Regions from separate parts of the Mus musculus genome. Here region 1 is linked to region 2. The links are chromatin loops, found by intact Hi-C in ENCODE. Cell type or tissue: heart. All regions are shown on one strand. Links, peaks and the distances in the headings refer to the core of each region. The heading gives the core; the rest is flanking DNA.

What was found. A loop is a pair of places that touch in the nucleus more often than their neighbours do. Peaks named below come from ENCODE experiments on the same cell type or tissue, not always from the same donor. Only the 100,000 strongest peaks of a DNase experiment are listed, where the experiment ranks them.
Region 1: a loop joins it to region 2, with 9 times the contacts of the local background. A loop is called at or near these places in 6 of 42 quality-filtered maps.

What each region holds. Positions count from the first base shown.
Region 1 is chr9:53,059,086-53,070,074 of GRCm38, forward strand. No RefSeq gene overlaps it. Among named protein-coding and RNA genes, the nearest start is that of Ddx10, 180 kb to the right of the region's middle. In heart, for the core only: no CTCF peak of the experiment used is centred there; a DNase peak (open chromatin) is centred at 5,646; H3K27ac peaks cover 2,042 bases.
Region 2 is chr9:52,960,287-52,971,275 of GRCm38, forward strand. No RefSeq gene overlaps it. Among named protein-coding and RNA genes, the nearest start is that of Gm39339, 88 kb to the left of the region's middle. In heart, for the core only: no CTCF peak of the experiment used is centred there; a DNase peak (open chromatin) is centred at 5,505.

The sequences.
Region 1 (10,989 bases), core at 1,313-9,312, 99 kb after region 2:
TTGGAGTGGGTGGGTAGGGGAGTGGGGTGGGGAGGGTATGGGGGACTTTTGGGATAGCATTTGAAATGTAAATGAAGAAAATACCTAATTTAAAAAAAAGAATCCCAGGTGATCACAGTGAGCTGTTGTATGTGTGATCCATTGGTTCTGACGATCAAAGCTATTGGAAATCTAGTATCATTACCTGAGAGCAAACTCCTCTGAACATCATTCTGAGATCATGTCTCTAAGTTATCTTTGAGAGAGAGAGAGAGAGAGAGAGAGAGAGAGAGAGAGCACTTCACCTGTATGGTCAAATAGAATAAATATAAACACTGTAAAGAAATATATTTACAGAAGAAAGAGCCCCCTTGAAAGCCAGAAAGGTTTCATATTTTGATAATGGTTAGATAAATGAACCAAACCATCCTTTCATTTCAATGTTACCATTGCTTAAAATTCAATAAGGGATTCCTGGGGGGGCGGGGTGTTATGGACACTGTTTCCTGGTGATATGGTTCTGGAAAGTTATATACACATGACACATGAATTTGTGCAACAACTCAGTGAAGCGTGGCAGATGAGATGTGCAAAGAACTGCAAGTTTCCCTTATCTTTGCCCTTAAGGTCAGTCTTCTATGCAGACTGCATGCCTAACAGCTTAAGGCGAAAATCCAAGTACCTTTGACTCTCCTTCCCCCTCACCCGCCTCAGCACTGTAGTGAGGAAAGCATCTGTCCATTTTGCTTTCTGGCTATCTGTCCTACTGCCTCAGATCCCTGACTCCTATTGGCCCAAGGAAACCTGTTATTTTCCATCCTAGTTTCTCCAGTGCTTGTGTGAGACAGGGCCCTGGATGAAATTAAGGCTGTATCAAGGACAAGTGCAAGGATTCAGGGATGTTGAAGCTGGAAGCTGCACATTACACAGATGGGACCAACAGATAAAAAAAACTCTATGATCCCAACTTGAGTTCTTGTAAAGAGCATTCTGAAGATACATTTTGGGTTGGGCAAGTCATACAAAGGGCCACTGTTCTTTGCATTCTGTTGCTGTGATAAAACACAGACCCAAAACAACTTGGGGAGGAAAAGGTTCATTCCATTCTGTACCTTACAACCCATCACCAAGTGGAACCAAAGCAGGAGCTCAATGCAGAGGAGCCTAGAGGCCAGAACAGAAGCAGTAACTATGGAGGAGCTGCTTGCTCACTGTAGCTTCCTCAGATACCTTCCTTATATTGCCCGAGCTCCCACCTACCCATAGATGGCAACATCCATGAGGGGTAGGCCTTTCTTCATCAATTAGCAATCATGAGAATGCCCCAGGCCTATCTGATGGAGGCAGTTCTTTGATTGAGGTTCCCTCTTCCCAGGCATAGCAAGTTGAGAGTCAAGATCAGCCACCACAGTCACCATTCCAAGAGCCATCCCCCAAAACTCCAAAAGGCTTACTACCAGAATTTTTAAAATATACTCTAAAGTGTGTAATATAGCAGGTAAGATCTGGGTGATACAGCTCTGAATCCCAAAACTGCCATATTAGACAAAGTATTTAATAACTCTGAACCTCAGACTCTTCATCCAAAATAAGAATAGTGGTGGCCGCTCTATAGGGCTGCTCTGAAAATAAGAAATGCATATTCATGAGTGACTAATACATAGGAATAACTCAATAAACTCTAGATGGTACTCATCAATAACTAGGGGTGTGTGTGTGTGTGTGTGTGTGTGTGTGTGTGTGTGTGTGTGTTGTGTATTAGAAAGAAAACAAAAGTCAGAAAAGTATGACTCCTTAGGGTTACATCATCCTCATTTTGACTGTCAATAGATCACAAAATTCTCTAGAGCTTAAAAATCTAAGTTTACCCACATATTCCTTTAGCAGCAGGGCCAGAAACCAATGCCACTTTGATAGCTAAGGGTCACAAGTAGGGTAGTGGGTAAGGGCAAAGAGTAGAGGAAATGGGGGCAGAAAATACATTAGGAAATGACAAGTACTTTGAGGTCAGCACAAAAGAGCTTTCGGTCCCTGCTTTTTTCTTAATGAGCGATTCCTGGAGTCAGGTCACAGTGTCCCCATCCACCCAGTGTGAACCAAGTGGGTAAGTGCTTTGAAACGACCTTGTTAGGATCTCAATTGAACATGCTCTGTCCACTTAGTACTTAATGCAGCGATCAGAGCAGACAGATGCTTAGAAATTACTTTTAAATGAGCATTTGTGGTCGGCCTCTCTTCTCTCTCTGTAAGCCATGTTGAAATAAAGATGACAATGATCATAGCCATACACAGTAGCCCTGTTACAGCACTGTTTGTTCTACTGAGGCTCCACCCTGGATCCTCTCCAAAGACACTTGGCTATTCAGCTACTAGAGATGTCTGTTTTAATATGGCTTTACAGAAAGAAAAATAAAGGCAAGAGGGATACATAAAAATTTGAAATTAACAGAATGCCTTGTTGTACCCGCCTCTCTGAAAAATTAGGAGGTAGTGGAGTGAGAAATAGAGGAAGCAACCACATTTTATAATCTTCCCAACAGAATAAGTGTACAAAAGGTACATGGAAGAGAATGTTTCCTAATTTGGTTAGGGGATGTTTTACAGCTGTATCAAGTCCCCCAAATGCATAGCCATGATGAAAATGTTGAGACAGACAGATATCCCTTCTGGTCTTTCAGTATGACTCAGATGTCTTAATGTTCCAGGCGCTGTTGAGTATATCAGGGATACAAGAGTGATGGGGGGAGTGGGGGTGGAGAGACAGCTTCTCTTGGAGCTCCCAGATCAGTAGGGGAAGCAAGCAGGAATCATACCCCGGTGCAAGAGTCAGATACTCATTGGTCTCACCTCTCTTCCTCTGTGCCACCTTGTGTCCTGGCAGCTTCCCACAGTCTCAACTGCTCAATGTGCCTCTTTCTTTCCCCCCCACCCCCCAAAATTTTTTTTACCGCCTTTGTATGTAACACCAGCAGGATCCACTGGGCCCTCATACACATGTAGTCTGGAAGACTAAGAGAGTTGATATTGCATGGGACATGGGTAATAGGGGTTGGAAGCCAGTGATTCATTTTAGGTCCCATGAGCAGACGATTTTTTTGGGTGTGTCTACACAGCTTGTTAATGAAGTGAAATATTCCCAGAAAGGACAGCAAAGTCTTCTGTCTTAGTACCTACGAAGATGTCCTGAGTTGGAAATAGTTTCCCTTGTGGATGGTTCAGTTACTGGAATGTCTTATGGACTAATCCAATATGGCTGACATCCTGATAGTGGGATTCATTGGAGAGAAAGCATCACATGAAGAGGACGGCAGAGGGTGGATTGATGCATCTCCGTGGCATAAACAGCCAATGGCTACCAGAAAAACACGGCAAGGAGCATGCAGTAGAGTAGATTCTCCCTCATAGCCTGTCCTGGCTAGGTTTTTGTAAACTTAACACAGTTTAAAGTCATTTGAGACAAGGAAGCATTCGTTGAGAAAATGTCCCCACCATATTAGTTAGTCTGTGGTACATTTTCTTGATTAATGATTGATGTGGGAGGGCCCTGTTTACTATGTGTGGTGCCATGTCTGGACTGGTGGTCCTGGGATAGATAAGAAAGCAAGATGAGCAACCCATGAGGAGCAAGCCACTTAGCAGCACTCCTCCATGACATCTGCCTGCTTCAGTTCCTGCCTCAAAGGTCCTGCCTCAAGTTCCTGCCCTGGCTTCCATACTGATGGACTTATAAGCTATAAAGTAAAATAAATCCTTTCCTCCCAAGTTGCTTTTGTTAATGGAGTTTTATCATGGCAAAAGAAACCTAAAACATCCCCTAGATGGAGCCAGCCAGGCCAGCACCTTGATGCTGGACTTCCAGATCTGTGAGAGGACAAAGTCCTATTGTTTCAGCTGCTCAGTTTGCAGCACTTTCTTATGGCAGCCCTGGAAAATGTGTTCAGTGTGTTTCAGTGGGATTGTGCCTCAAGTCCATGGTTAATACAGGGTTCAGGCTGACTCCTGGTTTAATCTCTCTGATATCTTTAGTCTCTTCAGCCCCCCAATTAGACCCCCTAAATAAATCCCCAGTACTGAGCCCTTGTCTCAGAGTCAGCCTGCTAATGGGAAAACATAAGCTAAACCCCTAGAAGATATTTGGCTGTTAACCCAGGTCTCTGAGTGAAGACATCAAAGGAGTACCTCAGACTGTCACATGAGTGATAAATAACATTATCCGCTGGGGTGGAGATTCAGTCATTTACTGCAGCTGCTTACTGGGGATACGACTTGCAAGGCTGGGGCATGGCCAGACATGGCCTCTGTTATCAAGCCCATGATGACAGTCAAGAGGGCTACTGGTGCTCTGAGAAACTCTCAGCAGCCCTTGGTTGCATGCTTTCCTAAGTCAGGTATTGCTTACTGTTCCAGCTAGACCAAGTGGAGATTCTCCTCTACCTGTGATGGGGTTATGTCCTAATAAACCCATCTTAAGTTCAAAATACTATGTCACAAATACATTTGACACTTAACCCAAAGAGCATCATAGTTTAGCAACACAACAACTAGAACTCCCTAGAACTGACTTAAACACCTGCATTTCTACCCTTGGAAGGCAGAGGATTCCTAAAACAAGCTGGCTAGCAAGACTAACTGTATATATGTAAGATCTAAGTATAACAGAGAAGCCGTGCCTCAAATAAGGTAGAATAGCTATGAACAATGATTCTTAACATCAACCTCAGGCCTACCCACAACACATACACACACACACACACACACACACACACACACACACACACACACACCACATACAGAGGAGGAGGGGAACCATAACCAAACCATCATAACCTGGAAGCTATATGTATAGGGGTAGAGTTGTGTTTCTGAGCTTTCTGAAAAGTCACATATCTGTATGACACTTGTACACTCTACCTCATCCTCACCCATCACTTCCTTCCAAGACAAAGAGTTAGTCACTAGATTAGTCCCATTTGCTTACCTGGTGCAGATATTTTCCTGAATAAAGTTTCCCAAAGAAATAAGAGAAAACCCTTTATATGTTAATAGCATTGCAACTAGAAACTGTTAGATTATCACAACCTTCATGTTTATGGCTTGACTCAGACTACATTGTAAACATCTTAGTGTCACCAAAGAACCTCATTGTAAGATGTTCCTATTGGCCCAGGGCTTAAAGAAGCCTTTGCTTTGCACCAAGCAGGAGCTTAATAAATACTTAAGAAGATTTCCCTTATATGTATATGCAATAGTCCCTAAAGAGTCACCCTTCTCCTTTTTTTGTCAAATATCACTGCAAGCATGGCAGTAAAGGGGTAAGTTCAGCTGTTTCTTGGCAGCTGTTTTATGAATCTACAACTAGCTTGTTATTTTTACATGGCCCCATCTATTTCTTTCTTAGCAGGTGCTGATTGTACAGAGGAGTTTCATTAGACATTTCCACACATGCACATAATGTACGTACTTTAATCCTATTGGACCCCAATATTATTCTTTCCATATCTTACACCCATTAATGTTGCCGTCTGGTATTATCTAAGGGTAGAGAGAACTGGGAAGTTCCTTCTGCTATGACCTTGACTCTGATCACGTGGACCACTCATACCCCAGTCCACTCTGCCATATGATTGTCAACAGGCATCTGTCCATTTGGCACCCGAGGACCTGACAAGGGCATGGAAAAAGAAAATGATCTCTCCACATAGTTTCCCACCTGCAGAAGAGCTACGGTGACCTTCCTATTTTTAGCATGGAATAATCACGTCAGGTGTTAGGTGAAGGGAGGAGGGGAGTGGGGCCGGAACTTACCTTAAGCACAGTTGCTTGAGCAGCTTCCAAAACACTCTTGGTGCTGGTTGCATTTTAAAACTGTAAAGAGTGTGAGATCTGCTAAGAGCACAAAATACTAAATACTATAAATAATCTAACTTAGTGGCAATGATTTGTTCAGGATTTGTGTGTGTAGAGTTCACCATTAGGGTATGAAACAGCTGTCAGCACTGTTTAGAAATGAGTCTCCAGAGGAACTGGATCTGTCCCAGTTTCTTGCATCCCCAAAGCTTCAGATCTCCCTGGTGACCTGGGGAAGGCATGGAAGACAGAGAAAGTAGTAACACAGCATAGTTGTCCGGGTCCCTGGGCACAGAAAACTGAGCCAGAGTCCAATGCAGCACGCATTCCCAACCACATTCCAATCATAGGTCACCTCTGAGGACTGAATATTAATTGCATGGAAGAGACATTCATTCCTGTGAGCACCACAAGGTCAGGATCTATTCTCCTTCAGATCCTGTGTTTTCACTGCTGTGTCACAATCCCTGAGATGGTCAATTTAATAAGAGAAAAGGTTTATTTTTGTTCACAGTTTCAAAGGTCCCAATCTGCTGTTACTTGGCCTATGGATTTGCTTGGGCCATAGCTGGTTGGCCTTTGAGGCCTGTGGAGAAGCAGAGAACATCACAGTGGGGGAAGACATTCTGGAAGGAACTGAGAAAGAGAGAAAGGAGCCAGGTACTGAGTGTCTCCTTTAGAAGCATGCCCCCTGGGACCTAACTTCCATCCCTTGAAGATTATACCACCCTCTGAGAGAGAACAGCACAAAATGGCAGCCTTTAACACAAGAGCTTTTGGAGACACTGGGCCAAAGCACAGCAGACTCAAAGGCCAGAGGTGACTTCCAGTGGATGTCACATTTGTCTCTGTTTTAATCACTTTTGGTAGATACTGCACTCTGAACCTTTTGCTGCTGTAAGTTACCAAGTCACTATCCCAGGAGCAACCCTATGGCTTATAATAACATTAGGGGATATAGCAATGAAGGCAGTAACACAGGACCCAGTGAAGAATGCTTTCAGCTCATGAGGGAAAAAAAAAATCAATCCACTGCTTTGGTATTAGCATGTGACTGATTTCATAAAGAAAGGGACCAATATGCTGCTAATGTTGTTGCCGCTGCTGCTGCTGCTGCTGTTGTTGTTGTTGTTGTTGTTGTTGTTATTGTTCACACAGTGAATCTTTCAGATTAAGCACAATCCTGTGTGTGTTTTGAACAGGGTTTTCCCTCTTAAAACTGCCGCAGTGAGAGTTTTCCTCTTGCACTTGACATTTTGGTGTGCACACACACCTACAGTGTGCAGAGACCGGCCGCTGAATACAAAGCAGTCCTTTCTCTGGTCGTGGTGTAACATTCAGAGGCCTTGCTGCTTCCTGGAGCATAACGACCTCAGAAAACGTTACAACGGCTTTGCACTGTGGAAGCAGAACGAACACTCGCTGTCAGCCTTATGGCCAGAGACACAACAGTGGCTTTGCATCCCTACTTTCCCCGACATCCTGTTCCCCTGGGGTCTTCCTGAGTTTGGAAGGTAACTGAATGGCAGGAAGGAGGCAGCTCTCAGGTAGGACAAGCATCACTATGACTGCACCAGAGTCCTTCCGAATGAGCCCCCACTTAAAGGAAACCCAGCCAGTGAGCTGAGGTCAGAGTGCTCCCTTTACAAAACAAACAAGGCTCTGCCAAAATACCTTTCCATATTGAGTCAGCCCCTGGGAGATGGCTCAGGAGGAAAATGCTTAAAGTATTATTGGAGACTGTCACGAACTGGGAACAAACATCCATCAATTCGGGAGGCTCCTACTTCAGAGATGGCAGCTGACTGCACTGACGTCAGCAGGCCTCTGCATCTGTGCAGAGCCAAGGCAACTCTGGGAAGGCCTGAGAATCAGTGTGGAAAAGCAGGTGTGTCTTACTGAGGCCTAGACACAGATCTCTTGCACATGGGGCAGATTTTACCTGGGGGAGAAGCAAACTGAGTGCCATATCATAGACACCAAGACACAATGTTGCACAAAGTCACACAATTAAAACGGTTCTACATGGACTTGCCCAGTCACTAGAGCCACTACAAGCAGGAAGTGAACCAATTGAAGCTTCCTAAAAGCAGGGAGGGGGGCTCAGAGTTGGTGGGGATACATAAGCCCAGGAAAAACAAGTTCTGACTGAGTTCTGCTAGCCATGGAGTCTCTGAAAGCCTGCAGAGGGGCAGAGTCAGAGTTGGGAAACACTGTAAAACACTTGAAAGTTACCTGCATTTGTCCTGCTAAATCTAAAAGCCTCTTCCCTCCCCTCCCCTCCCCTCACTGCCCCCTCTTTCCACCAGAGCTCACAGTCCAGTGGCTCGGATCGAGCACTGACAGACAGTGACACCACTTCCCTGGTGGTGGCCAACCCAGCATGTGCCCACACATGTCTCACAACATCTCTAAGGAACAAGACTATATGTCAGTGTGCTTATTAGAAAGCTTACAGGGCTAAAAGACACGTCTTACAAGTGACAGCTAATATTCATAGTACTCTGGATGGTAAAGCCATGAACCTAATTGATTATTACAGAGCCCTTTTGCTGATGGGTTCCTAGTCTTCTAATTGACTGAGGAACTGTTGAAGGGCCACATCCCTTCCAGGTAACAATCAGAAAAGGAAGCAGATGCGAAAAAAAATGTTCAGATCAGAAGTTGCCTAGTTAGGAACTGCTAAATACAGTATTGTATATTGGTTCCTAACTCAGCAGCCCAGCTTCTACCAACATTGTGTGTGTGTGTGTGTGTGTGTGTGTGTGTGTGTGTGTGTGTATCATGATCTCCCTACCTCTCTCTCACACACATTCTTCACTCACACAATGCCATCCAGAAAAGCCTTATGCCACCAAATTTCTGAGCCATGAAGTTACTATGTGACCCAGCAAACCAGTCACTTAAAGGCATAGCTTGACGATAAATGGAAATGCACATCCAGAGAAAAGTTGATGATGAAAATTAATATCAATATTGCCCCTAACAACTAAAAAACATAAACAAGCCAAATGCATGAATGAATAAACTAATAAGCAAAATACGGCATGCCCGCATGATGGAATATTATTTAACAATAAAAAGGGATGAAGTACTAATACATACTACAAAGAACTACATGGAGTTTAATGCAGTTGACATGAAGTTGGCAGGAAAAGCCAATACACAGATGGAAAGTGAATTAGCGGTTTCCTGGTGTACAGAGGTTGGAGGAGAAATGAAAACTAACAACATTAATGACGTTTTGGGGGGTGGGAATGATGCAGTGTTCAAAACCTGAGTGTGGTAAATGATGAAAAAAGAGACCATGAATTTTGAATGGAACAGTAGGGAGGGATAAGGGGGAAGGATAAGGGGAAGGTGAAATGATGTCATTGTATTATAATCTCAGAACACTGCTTGTGGCATTGGCTGTGTATCTTTGGGAACACTCTAAACCCAAGAACGGTTATCTCCACTGGTGATATGTACAGTGTGCTAATTATCTCTCAGTAGAGCTGTTCTTAAAACCTCCTGAGCTGCAGACAAAGGGCTGGTTTGGGTATTATTTACTGCAATCCTGCAAACGTACTTCTAACAGGTTACAGAAGCCTCGTGTTGGGGGTTGGGGGGAGAAGGGGTGGTTCCTGAACATGTGCCGCGCATGCATGAGGCCAGAGGTAGGCTTTGGGTACTATTCCTCAGGTGCTAGCCACCTTGACCTTTTGAGTCTCTTACTTTTTTTTTGGGGGGGGGGGGTGTCTATTACTAACTTGGAGCTCGCTAAGTAACCTAGGCTGGCTAGCCACTAAGCCTGAGGAATCTTTCTTTCCCACACACAGAAGGGTACACGACCTTACCCGGCTTTTTAAAAGTAGGTGCTAGGGCATTGAACTCAGGTCCTTGAACAAAGCGGTTCTTTCCAGGCTGAGCCGTTTCCCCAGTGCTCTGCCTCACTTTCTCACTGGACTCCATGCTTACTTTCGAGAGCTAGGGTGACTCCCACTCCACCTAATAAGCAGCTTGTGTTGGGTGGCATAGCCAGCTTGGTGAAGAGATTCTTAGCTGTTTCTGCTACTCATGCCCACACACCCAGCTGACTGAAAACTAAAGGCAGGCCCCTGATCCCACAGGAGGGTCACAGAGCAAGACCAGGAGTACAGGGCCCACATAAAAGCCTCCACATAAAGACTAAGACGCTGGCTTGCAGGACCACCAGGGCCTTTCCATCTGGATGTCACACACACCTTGCCGAACTGTGTATGCATTCGGTAAGTTTCTACAAGTATCTAACCTAACTGGGGTCTCAGTATTCAGTGGAGAACCAGTCCCCCAGCCCACCCTGCCTGGGAGCTTCTTAGGCAGGGAGCATAGCTGTGAGCAGATGTTTCCTTAAATCAATTAATTACAGTTATGATAAGGGCTCTGTGGGGGAATCAGAAGCACCAAGAGAATAGACTGGGACCAGGCCTGCTCTGAATTAAAGACAAACGGGGAAATGGAAAGCATATCTCCCGACAGAAGTCAGGTGAATTGACCTGTTTCAGGATTTGTTTTCCTCGGTGCTGCCAGTCTGTCTGGGCTTTCCTATTTGTTTTAGTTCAGTGCACATACAATATTCACTGAACCCTCAGGTTTGCACAAATGAGAAACTTCTGTCAACACTGCCAGCCATACTAGTCCTGAAGAAATGCTGTAGTCTATATCTTAAGTGGCCACAAAGGTGCCTGTGTTACAGGCAAGGATTTCAGAACCTTGAGGAGATGAGAGCTACATGGAAGAAGTTGGGTTAATGGGGCACAGAGTTTTGGAACAGGCTCTGGGGACTTGGTCCCTTCCTGCCTTTCTCTTTTTCTCCTGACTTCTATGACGTAAACAGACATCAACTGTCACATGTCCCTGCCATAGTAAACTATGTAGCTACAGGCCCCAAACCATGAAGACTTCGAAATCAGCAGCCAAAATAAACCTTTCATCCTTATAAGTTGATTGTCTCCGGTATTTCGTCACAGTGACAGAAAGCAGCCTAACTCGGTAGAATATGTGATCCTGTTCTCTGCCTTTTAATCTTTGAGATATTTGTGTTACAGAATTTTCTCTGCTTATATTTGCTCATTCACAGGTTTGTGGCAAAAGGGATACTTGATTGGTGAAAGTGGGGAGAGACTGAACCCCCCTGGCCTG
Region 2 (10,989 bases), core at 946-8,945:
CATTTACTGGGTAGACGTAAGAAGGAAGATTGAAGAGAGGGACTGTTACCCAGCTCTACCAGCCATTCCATCTCAATAATTTAGGTGGGATGCCATCAGAGAGAGACAATATTTATCATTTCACCTCAGAAACTCCCTCACCTTATCTTTAACATCTAATACTATGTCAGTGTTCATCTACAGTAGAAAATAACTAAAACTCCCCATGTAACAACTCACAAGAATGCACCATGATAAAATATGCATCCCAATACAAAATGGTAGTTACTATCTTCTTGGGTGTAATTGCAACCTTTAAATGAATACAGCAGCACATAGTGGTTCAATTGAACTCCCAGGCCCCGTTGAACTGTGCCTCAGACTCTGAGACTAGAGAAGGAGAAGAAACCATGAGGCACTCTAAAGGACACATCACAGAATGCATGACAATAAGAAGCTCACCAAGCCAGGCATGGTGGCACACACCTTTAATCCCAGAACTTGGGAGGCAGAGGCAGGAGGATTTCTGAGTTCGGGGCCAGTCTGGTCTACAGAGTAAGTTCCAGGACAGCCAAGGCTACACAGAGAAACCCTGTCTTGAAAAACAAACAAAAAAAGAAGCTCACCAATTTTAGGAGCAGGTAAATTACTGACTGAGGTAGAGTTCAGGAAAAGGTATGGGGCAAAGATGGAAGGTTTAGGGAAGAAGACAAGAGATGGACTAGGGAGAAAGATTGGAAAGTATATCCATGAAAACAGCAATCTAAAGTGAATGTCCACCAGCATGCAGAGAAGTCCCCTTTATACTGGGAAAGAGGGGGGAAACAGCCACTCTTTTCAGGATAGATGAGTCTTAATAAAAGTTGTACAATTGACCCGAAGAAGAAATGAGATGAGATTTTGGAAAAGAAGTGCCATCTACAGGTAATGTTGCTTTCCACCTGTCTCCAGAGCCCCACAAACCTCATCTTCCAACCCTCTCCAGAGGAACCTTGGGTGCAGGAGATGGGGATCTGGCTTAGCAGCAAATCACTTATCTGTCATGTGTAAGGTGTGGGGTTTGACCTTCAAACCCAGAAAACAGAAAACTAAACAATGAAGAATCATATAGACAGACTATTCTTCTCCAGTGTCTTTCTGACCCTTTCTCTGTGTTAAGAACTTCTTTTCTAAAATACACAATCCAAGCACAGCTTGTCTGGGAGAAAGAAATTCTATGAGCACTCACAATGAGTCAATAAATAATCCAGTAGAAGCCAAGACGGTACTAGTCTGGAATGCCACTTATGTATGGGCAGGAGTCACAAAGTACTCACTGTCTTTCCCCTGTACATCCAAAGGACCAATACACAAAACAGAGACCATCCCAAGGAGAAGCCTAGCTGCATGCCCTGGACACAATGACAGAAAGATGTTACAACTTGAGATGTCCTTAAAATACACACCAGTGAAGGTAATGGGGACTGAACATGAAAGAACATGCTGAAAAGCATGTCATGATGAACTCAGAAAAATAAGAAACAGTGCAGAACCATGTATGAGTACAATGGAACTCACAGGCAAAAAACACCTCACCTCAAAGCTCAGGAAGATGTCCAAAACCTGACACAGGCACAGTGAATCTAAGATAATAATTACCCTGTGCCCTTTAAACCATACATTCCAATCCTCGAATAGGAGTCAAAAACATATTGAGGTGACTCAACTAGTGGGTCTTTATCTGATGGGTCAATGCCTAAGAAAAGAGTTGAAGGCTTTGCTACCACATCCCATAACAGAAACCAGAGAGTAAGGTGTGTGTTTCTATATGTATGTGTGTGTACACACATATATAATAAAATGTGCACTATTTTGTCATACGTCCTTTCCCATGTGTCTCTGCTGGTAATTTCAGTAAGAACACCAAATAGCTATTAAGTGTGCCACCCACAAGCTTCCAAGTCAAGAGGTCATTTCCATATGGCATTATGAAAGGTAAGTTGAAAGAATTTGAGCTCCATCTCTGATACTAGTGAACTTTACATTTTAAAATTATTCCTCCCACAGTCAGCAAATATTCTTTAACTGTCCACTAGCCAATAATAAATGTGGGAGAGAATCAAGATGACTGAATAAGAAAATATGCTCCCTAGGAAGGACTTCAGGAAAGGGGTCAGTCCTCTACCCACATTAGCAAGGACAGACCATGGGCTTAATTAGGAGTAAGCTAATGCAGATCCTAAGTAGTGAGACCCAGCTCGAAGCCTAATGTAGACAGTAGAAAATAAAAAAGGGCGAGTCAGACCCAGGTTCATTGTCTGCAAGATGTTAATAGCAAAGAACAGCATCTCCTGACTCTGGTTTAAAGGCCTTATAATGATAGGTCCAAGTATAACAGTCCAGAATTCAAATTCCCAGCAGAAGAAATACAAGCTTTGGACCTTGCTCCAAACTCCATTTCCATCTGCACTCATTCTTTGAGTCTGCTCCTTTCCTTGATTGCCAATGCCAATGCCCCATTTGAAGGCCTGGGATCAACAATAGATCAATGGGTAAATATCTGTGCAACACACTTAGTACAATGTCAGTCACTCATGTTAGTTCCTGTTCTCATTTTTATACCAATTGTGAATACATGAAGGGAAGAAAGATAACGCTGATGATACATAAAGGAAAGATACTGAATTGAGAATTGTGATGTGTCTGCCACAACAGTGAGCTCTGTAACTGCAGACTTTCCTACCAGCACTTAAGTTCTCCCTAGTTAATGACTCTGAGATTTCTTGTATATGAATATATGTGTATGCCAATAGCTCTGGCTCATTTCTGCTAGCTCATAACGCAGCTATCCCATTTAATGTAGCTCAACTCATGACATGTGGCTAGTTACCTGGTCCTTAGTTTCAAGCAATGATGGTTATCTTCCTCTGTGTCCAGGAGAATCTCTCCACCCTGACTCAGCCCCAGGATATTTCTCTCTCTCTCTCTCTCTCTCTCTCTCTCTCTCTCTCTCTCTCTCTCTCTCTCTCTCTCTCTCTCTCTTCCCTCTCCTCTCCTCTCCTCTCCTCTCCTCTCCTCTCCTCTCCTCTCCTCTCTTCAGCTTTCCTCTCCTCAAATCCTGCCTCAGCTCATTGGCCAAACATCATTTTATTGACAGGTGACTTTTTACATAGTACACAAGACATTGTTTGTACAGAGCTCTGTGTCTTCATAAATTAGCTCACATTCAATCACAAGTAAGATGAACAAGGTGACCTCTGAGATGTCTTTTGGCAAAAGGGAATTCTGGTAGGAATGGGTGACAGTGCTAAAAGTAACAGGGTATAGAGACACCAGCCTCAAGTAACACAAGAATAGCTCAACTGAGCTAGAATTGCTAACCCTCTCAGTACTAGAAAATTCAGAGATCAAACAGAACAGCCTTGGATTATATATAAAAGAGTTGGGGGACACAGAGAGTAAGAGCAGGAGAAAAGAGACAGAACTCTTCAGAAGTCACATTTACAGGTTTTAGATGAGTCTTACATATCCAAGATAGACTTTAAATCACTGATCACTGATCCTTACTGGACAATCCAAGAGACTCCATAATGGAGTACCATGATTCTTGTGTACAGTAGATAGGCAAGAAAGATGTAGGTGTCAAAAGAGGGTTAAGTAGCAACCATTTTGGGAGATGTGTTGGCCTCTGTCCATGTAAACACACACCTATTCTCCCTATTATTAGATAGGTGTCCTCATCTCTGTTTCAAGTACTATATATAAATCACTCCTTCCAACCAGACAACTGGCCTAACCCCTGCTCAAATTAGAAATATACCATTTAGTATTAATGGGAGCTACTTAAGCAGTTTACAGAGGGTAGGAGGACCTAGCTGGGCTAAAGATGCCACAGTCTACTCTTCCAAGTCCTTGAGCCTCAAGAATATACATCCTACAAAAAAAAAAAAACCCAGATTTAACATCATGTCATGAGATGAGAGGGAAGTGACTTTTCTCTACTGTTTGCCCCTCTCCACACATAAAGGCAAAAACACCTAACCATTAACCACCAGAAGTATCACACTGGGACTATTTCAGAATAGTATCTGAAAAGTAATAAAATGTTTTTTAATACTCCACAAAAGGACAATTCTTTACACTCATCCTTAATTATGCTGTCTCTCTGAAATATCTCCAGACCCCACAGGCTCTCAGGAGCCCCAGAAGAAACAGCTACAAGGCTATTTCAACCCAGCCCTAGTCCTAGACCATCCAATGACACCATATGCTTTCTGCACTTCCCATTACCCTTCATACTCACTCTGCTGAATCTCTCTGTGGCTCTGCTTGGCCACTTTCTCTTCATCCTGAGATAGCAATATAAATGCCTCTTCCACCTAGAATTCCACGGTTGAGTCCAAGATTGGCTTAAATGCCCTTTCTTACCTATACCTTTACATGTCCCAGCAATAGCTGGTTCTACTATCATTGTCTGTTGGCTTATCTGTCTCCTCTATCATGTTAGCTTATCTGTCTCCTCCACACACTTATCAGATCCTTGAGGATAGAGTTTCATCTTCAATTACTTAGTGCAGAAGTCGCATATAGAAGTTAATAATTATTTATTAAAAAATGAATAAATCAATCAAAGTAGATAAATGCTTGGAATAAAGAACTACTTGGGTCTACTTACACACAAGCTAGTAAACCTGGTGAGAGAGAAGTAGAAAATCCCAGACCTGAAATATGGGTACATCCCCTACAGTTCACAGTGCTGCCGGTTGATGATTGTGGAGCCAAAAATCAGAACTGATGAATGGGCAGTGTCAGAGGACAAAGGAAAGACTCCCAAAGTCACACTTGATTCCCTTTACAAGGAAAAAAAGAAGGGACCTACCTTTTATAGAGCATATACAAATATCCCTTTTATACTAAGATAAGGCAAGGCACAGGAAGCTAATAACACATCATGCACATAGCAACGTGGTATAAAACTTGGCCATTCTGATTTCAGAGTCCATACCTTTTCCCCCCTTCTCCTTCCCACCTTTTCCCAGATGCTCCTTTCGACATTCTGGGAAACAAGATGTTGGCTGGGAAGCTCAGCACCCCAAAGTCAAGACTTATGATGCAGAATGGTAGCCCGGAATCAGTAAGCGCATGCATAGGTGCCCATACAAAGGGCCAAAAGTGAGTCTGTCTTCAAAAACAGAAAAAAAAAATGATTAAGATTAAGAGAAAGGGCTATGAAGGGTGAAGAACAGAGTCCAGAAAGGCTCCTCCAGAACAATGACTAATAAAACAATGTTGTATGAAAACATCACAAAGCACACCTGCTCTTGCTCCACCAAAACACATCCCCAATGCAGAGCCATATTTAACTGTCATTATCAGCAGGGCCCCACCACCCAGTTTTCAGCTTACAGTCTCCTCCCTTCAAAGACAAAGGTATCTAGTGTGGAGAGAATGGCTTAGAGTAAACCAAAAGGCATCCAACTCCCAGCCAAATGAAAACGCCACAGGCACAAGGCCAAAGAGTATTCTTGGCCTGGATGGCATTCACCGCCCTAAATTTAGCGAACTGGTGAGCTTTTTCAGGAGCATCATATTCAACCTTTTGCAAGCCAGAGAGCTACCTCCTAATGCACAGCTTGCTTTCCCTCTGAAGCTGAACACACTGTCCTTGGCTTTGTCATGGGAAAAGCAATGCCAACAAAAGCGCTGTGTTGTCACCTAGCCCCTGCCTGTCCAAGCAGCACTTGGATGGGGTTCTTTAAGGCCACTGCCAAAGGCCTCTTCCCCAGAAAGAGAGTTCAACACACACTCACACACACTCATACACTCACTCACACACTCAGACACTAATACTCACACACTCACTCACACACTCACACATACACACACGTAGTCATACACTCACACACACATTCACACACACTCACTCTTACACTCTCACACACACTCACATGCTTGCATACACATACACAATCACACAGACTCACTCACACATACATACTCACATTCACACACTCACATACATACACTCTCAAACACACACATAACATTCACCCACACAACATTCACACACACACACACACACACACACACCCTGTAACTGCACCGTATTTTCTGAAAATTACTTCTTTTAATTTTTTTGAGGTTATAACACAATTCCATCATTTCTCCATTTCCTTTCCTTCCTCCAAAGCCTCCCATGTACACCTCCGTGCTCTCGTTCAAACCCATGGCCAATTGTTACATACACATGTTCCTATCTTCATAAGTACAGCATGCTCAGTAATGTCACTTGTCTGTATGATCTTGATCTTTATTACCCAAGATTCAGACTTTTGCATTTTAACCAGTCTGCCCCAAAACTGCCATTTTAGAGTGAGAATATTTTAGGAAGAATTTTCATACCCATTAACATAATGCAGGCCTATGTAGATCATATCATTCTAACGTTCTAACATTTCTGGTTCCATTTCATCCATTGACAACCAGGTAGGGACTGAGAAGCGACAATGGGAGGCTAGAAGGTAAGAGACCTTGGGCTCCTAGATAGAAAGTCTCACACACACTCAGCAGAATCATATGCAGAATAGAGGTGATGAGATCTAGCTTTTCTCAATAAAGAAAGTTAGTATTACTCTTGGGTGAGTATTGATTTGGGGAATTTTTAGAACCAAGGGGTGAGATGAACAGCCCTTGAGACATACAGAAGCCAAGGGCTAGAGAGGCAGTTTTGGAGCATTTGTGACTAAAAACGATGTTGAAAAGTGGGAGATGGTTCAAGAGTAAAGATCCTGAAGGACTGTGCTGACCCCTGGCACCCATGGAAGAAGCCAGGCATTGTGGCACTTTTCTAACCCCAGAACTAGGCACAGAGACTGGCAAATCTCCAGACCTCTAAAGCTTGATACTAGTCATTATAGCCAAATTGTTGAGCTCCAGATTCAGTGAGAGACCCTGCCTCAAGAACATAGGTAGAAAGTGATAAAAAAGAAAACACCCAAAGCTAACCTTTGGCCTCCACAAGCACAAACAAGTACACACATATATACCATACACATACACATGCACAAACACAAAAGTGACATCAAGATTCAAGTGAAACTTTTATCAGACTAATGAGAGCCATGTTTGGACACGCACAATGGTCAACGGAGGGTGTGAGAAAAGAAAGAAAAGATGCAGGATCATCCAAGCAAGGGTACTAGTTAGATAGCCAATCATACTTCAGATATCTTGAGGTCACTTCTGAGCTCTTCCATAGAACTTACAACTCTGCCTTGTGTTTGAGAACAACAACTTTCTCTATTGTATAAAAAACAAAAACAGAGTAAAAAGAATAAGAACTATATTTAAAATTCCCACCACAATTATGTATGCATACCTTACCTTTAATACAGCCTCATGAACAGTATGGCCCACAAAAAATGAGCTTCCCTTTTCAGAAACCTGGGTCCTGTGTAAGAAGAAATATAACTACAGAGAACCCCTCCACACACCCTAAAAATATTTGTTTTTGTTGGTCAATTTCTATTTCCAAAGTTTGTGAGCCTTCTTCAAATGAGGCTACCCTTCCTAAGAGGCTCCTAAAGTTCCTGATAAGATTCTGCCCAGAGTCCCTCTGCTCATCTCAGCTGAACATTGCCATCCTCTGAAGTCTCAGCCTCAATATTCATGGTGCTTATGCAAGCTCTAACTTGGGTTTCTTGACTCTGCTTCTGTAACCTCCTCCCTTGCTGTTATTCATCTCTCTAAGCCAGTGGTTCTCAACCTGTGGTTAATGATGCCTTTGGGGATGCGTATCAGATATGCATAATAGTAGCAATGAAAATAAGTTTATGGTTGGCAATCACCACAACATGAAAGACTGTATTTAAGGGTCGCAGCATTAGGGAGGTTGAGAACTGCTGCTCTCTAAGCCTTCTCTTGCTAGTCTGGTCCCTACCCCTGCAGAAACTACTCAGGTCTACCCTGAATTCTCCATTGGCTTGACCCTCTTATTTCAGTTTCTGATCATTTCTGACTCTGTCTTCCCAAGACAGTTGAGCTTGCTGTGTACAGTGGTGTTTTGCTCACAGCCCCACTGATGCACATCCCTGTATTATTCATTCTTGTGTCTCTCTTCTCGCTTCCCTACCTGGTTTTAGCTCAAGGACTTCTTAGTAGGTTGTCAGTGCCAAGCTTATCCCCCCACAATAAATCCAAGTTTTTCATGTGGTCACTACTCCCAGGCCATTGTGTCCCCTGAAAGCCACAGCTATTCTCTGCCTTTATTCTATGCTTTTCTTTCTGTTCATCATATAGCCAGTCTGTCTGCACTCGGCACTTGCTCTTCTGTCTGTGTTCTGAAGCCAAAACTCTACCTCAATCTACCTTGTCCCTAGTATTCCCCGGCTTGTACTTTTTACCTTATATTTAGTGGCAAGTTCAGCATGCAGAATAATCCAAAACAAAGAGCTCCTTAGCAGGCCATATGACTTTAAATCAATAAAGTATGGAGTAAAGCTATGATAAAGAGAATTACCAACTGAAAGAGTGCAAGCCAGGGGTTTACTTTTTATCTCTATGTCCCCAGTGCTTAACTCGGTGTTTGATATAAAATCCATTCCTATGAATAAAATGAATGAATGAAATGTAGGTTCTGTAGAACTAAGCTGAAAGCAATGACCAAAAGAAAACAGTTTTATGTTTATTCTCCAATTAGTTGACTTCTCAATATATTGTTACATTTATATGAAGTCATAGATGGTTTCTTAGTACCTTGAGATAATGGATTAATTGTCTGGACTCTACTCCCATCACAATCTTCAGATTTCCTTCAAACTCTTCCCAAATCATCTTGAAGTTTTGTTCAGCATGGTGGATAGCACCATTCCCACATTAAAGTTAAGTTCCCTACTTAGAACACTGTGAATGTGCCTGTTGAATCTGAAGGCAAGAGAGAGAAGACTGGAAAGGAGACTATATTCCTTTGAAGTCGGTATTATGTAGGCATATCAGTAGATTGGATGTTAGCTGGATCTGAGATTTCATGTATAGTGTTTATATGACTCTAAATATTAGCTCCAGTGGACACAGAGGCTCCCTGTATCACACACACATACCCTCCCCTATAGCCATAGAGTACCCAACTCCAGCTAACATGTTCCTCCTGATGTGAGCAGGAATCTACTGGCTGTTTCTCTAAATGTGAGTTGTTTGGTTGGGTTCACTCAAAACTAGAGCTCAGACAGAGGTTCAGTGAGCTCCGGTGATGGGAGAGGTGATACACTCTGTGTAACATCATGACAGAGGAAGGTAATGTCTTATGGACAGTCTTCCTTCCTTTTAATTTTTACAACTAGTGTAACTTCCATTTTCTCCCCTAAAAGTTGAACAAAAATAGATTTATTTTAGCCTGCTCTAGAGGGAGACCAAAGTGCCTTTCTTTAATAGGTCATATTATCATAATTTAAATTAATGCTCTTCCTTGGGTTTTAATATGATCATTTTTATCCCTGATGATCTTTTCAGTAACTTTTTAAAAGGCTGAAATCTAGGATTTTGAAGTCCCTGAGGAAAGAGGTGCTGAGTTTGATTAATTTTATGTCATGCTTTTGGGTGTATGATATTCTTTAATTTTATCTTAGTGGGAAAAGGAACCAAGATTCCAGATGTCACCTGCATCCATTAGACATGCTTGGTCCTAGGATTCCCTCAAGGGCTTCTCAGAAATATTCTTTGTAAAGTATCTAAGCAACAATTATAATAACCAGTTTCCACTAGCAGCACTTTTTATCACTGTAACATATCCAAATGACTAACAAATCACATTAATATTAGTAACTCCAGGAACAAACATGTGGTAGAAAAGGGGACCTGGGAAAGGCTACCATCTCTCTTCCTCTGTCTGAGCCTGTTGTGTCCACAGTGTATAGTTATGACCAGGCTTAACCTTAGATCTAAGTCCATCTTAACCTGTTGAACTGAATGACACCAAAACACAGCCTTACCATGCTTGTCTCAAAAGAACTACAGAGTAGGAAACCACCTAATACAATCATCTTCCAAAGATGCAAATCACCTGTATAATTTTCCACACCAAGGAAGGTCAAGTATAAAACTTCAATCAAAAACATCTTATTCCTTAGGAACAATCATTCATTTGACAGCTGGTTAAACAAAATGAAATCAGACTGGCTTCCCCAAGGTCACAGTTGAGACATGCATTGTAGTTGAAAGGCATGGAACTCATAAGCAGCAAGATGACCCTGAATTAGGAACAGCTGAGTCTCAGTGGAGCCCAGCAGTGTCATGAGCCACATTAAGGGAATGAGCCAGGGCTTATGCTGAGCCCCTAGCCAGGAAACAGAAGCCAAGCAGGAATCTATCTCCTCAGAGGCATCGGGTGGGAAAAGACTAGAGCCTAAACATAAATACATGGTTAGGCAGATTGCTCCTGAGTGGCCAGAAACAAAACAAAGTCTGAATTGGGTGAAGAAGGATAAAAAGGAGGTAGACCAGATGGTAGAGTTATGTGAGCTGTGTTGCAGATCCTGGGTAGACATCCAAGATAAAATGGACTTCATGCTGAATCAAATCCCCAGCTAATTTTGTTGAAATGCTTAGGGAACCTGTCCATAAAATTTCATCTTGCATTTCCTCTCTCTGCTTCCTTTGTTATTCTTTTATTTTGTCCACGTCTCTCAGATCTGTCAGTATCCTTAATACCCCACAACCTAGCACCCTATGCAGCTTTCCACTCAATAAATCGCCATTCCCAGAATCTAATATCTGAGATAAGAAACAGACAGGCTTAGATGGAGTATTCTATTATACCGCCCACTCTGTTTCATATACTTCAGGAGACAGCTAAGTAAACTCGGTACATGCTTTGATTTCCTACACAAGAACTACCAATGATGTGAGCCGAAAGTGCTAACTATGGATGTCAGTTAACTGTTCCCTTGGTGTTTGTGGAAATGAGCCTGAGAATCGGAATAAATGGAAAAGGAAGAGTTCTTGACAGAGAAAACGGCTCTTAAATACCATTATTGA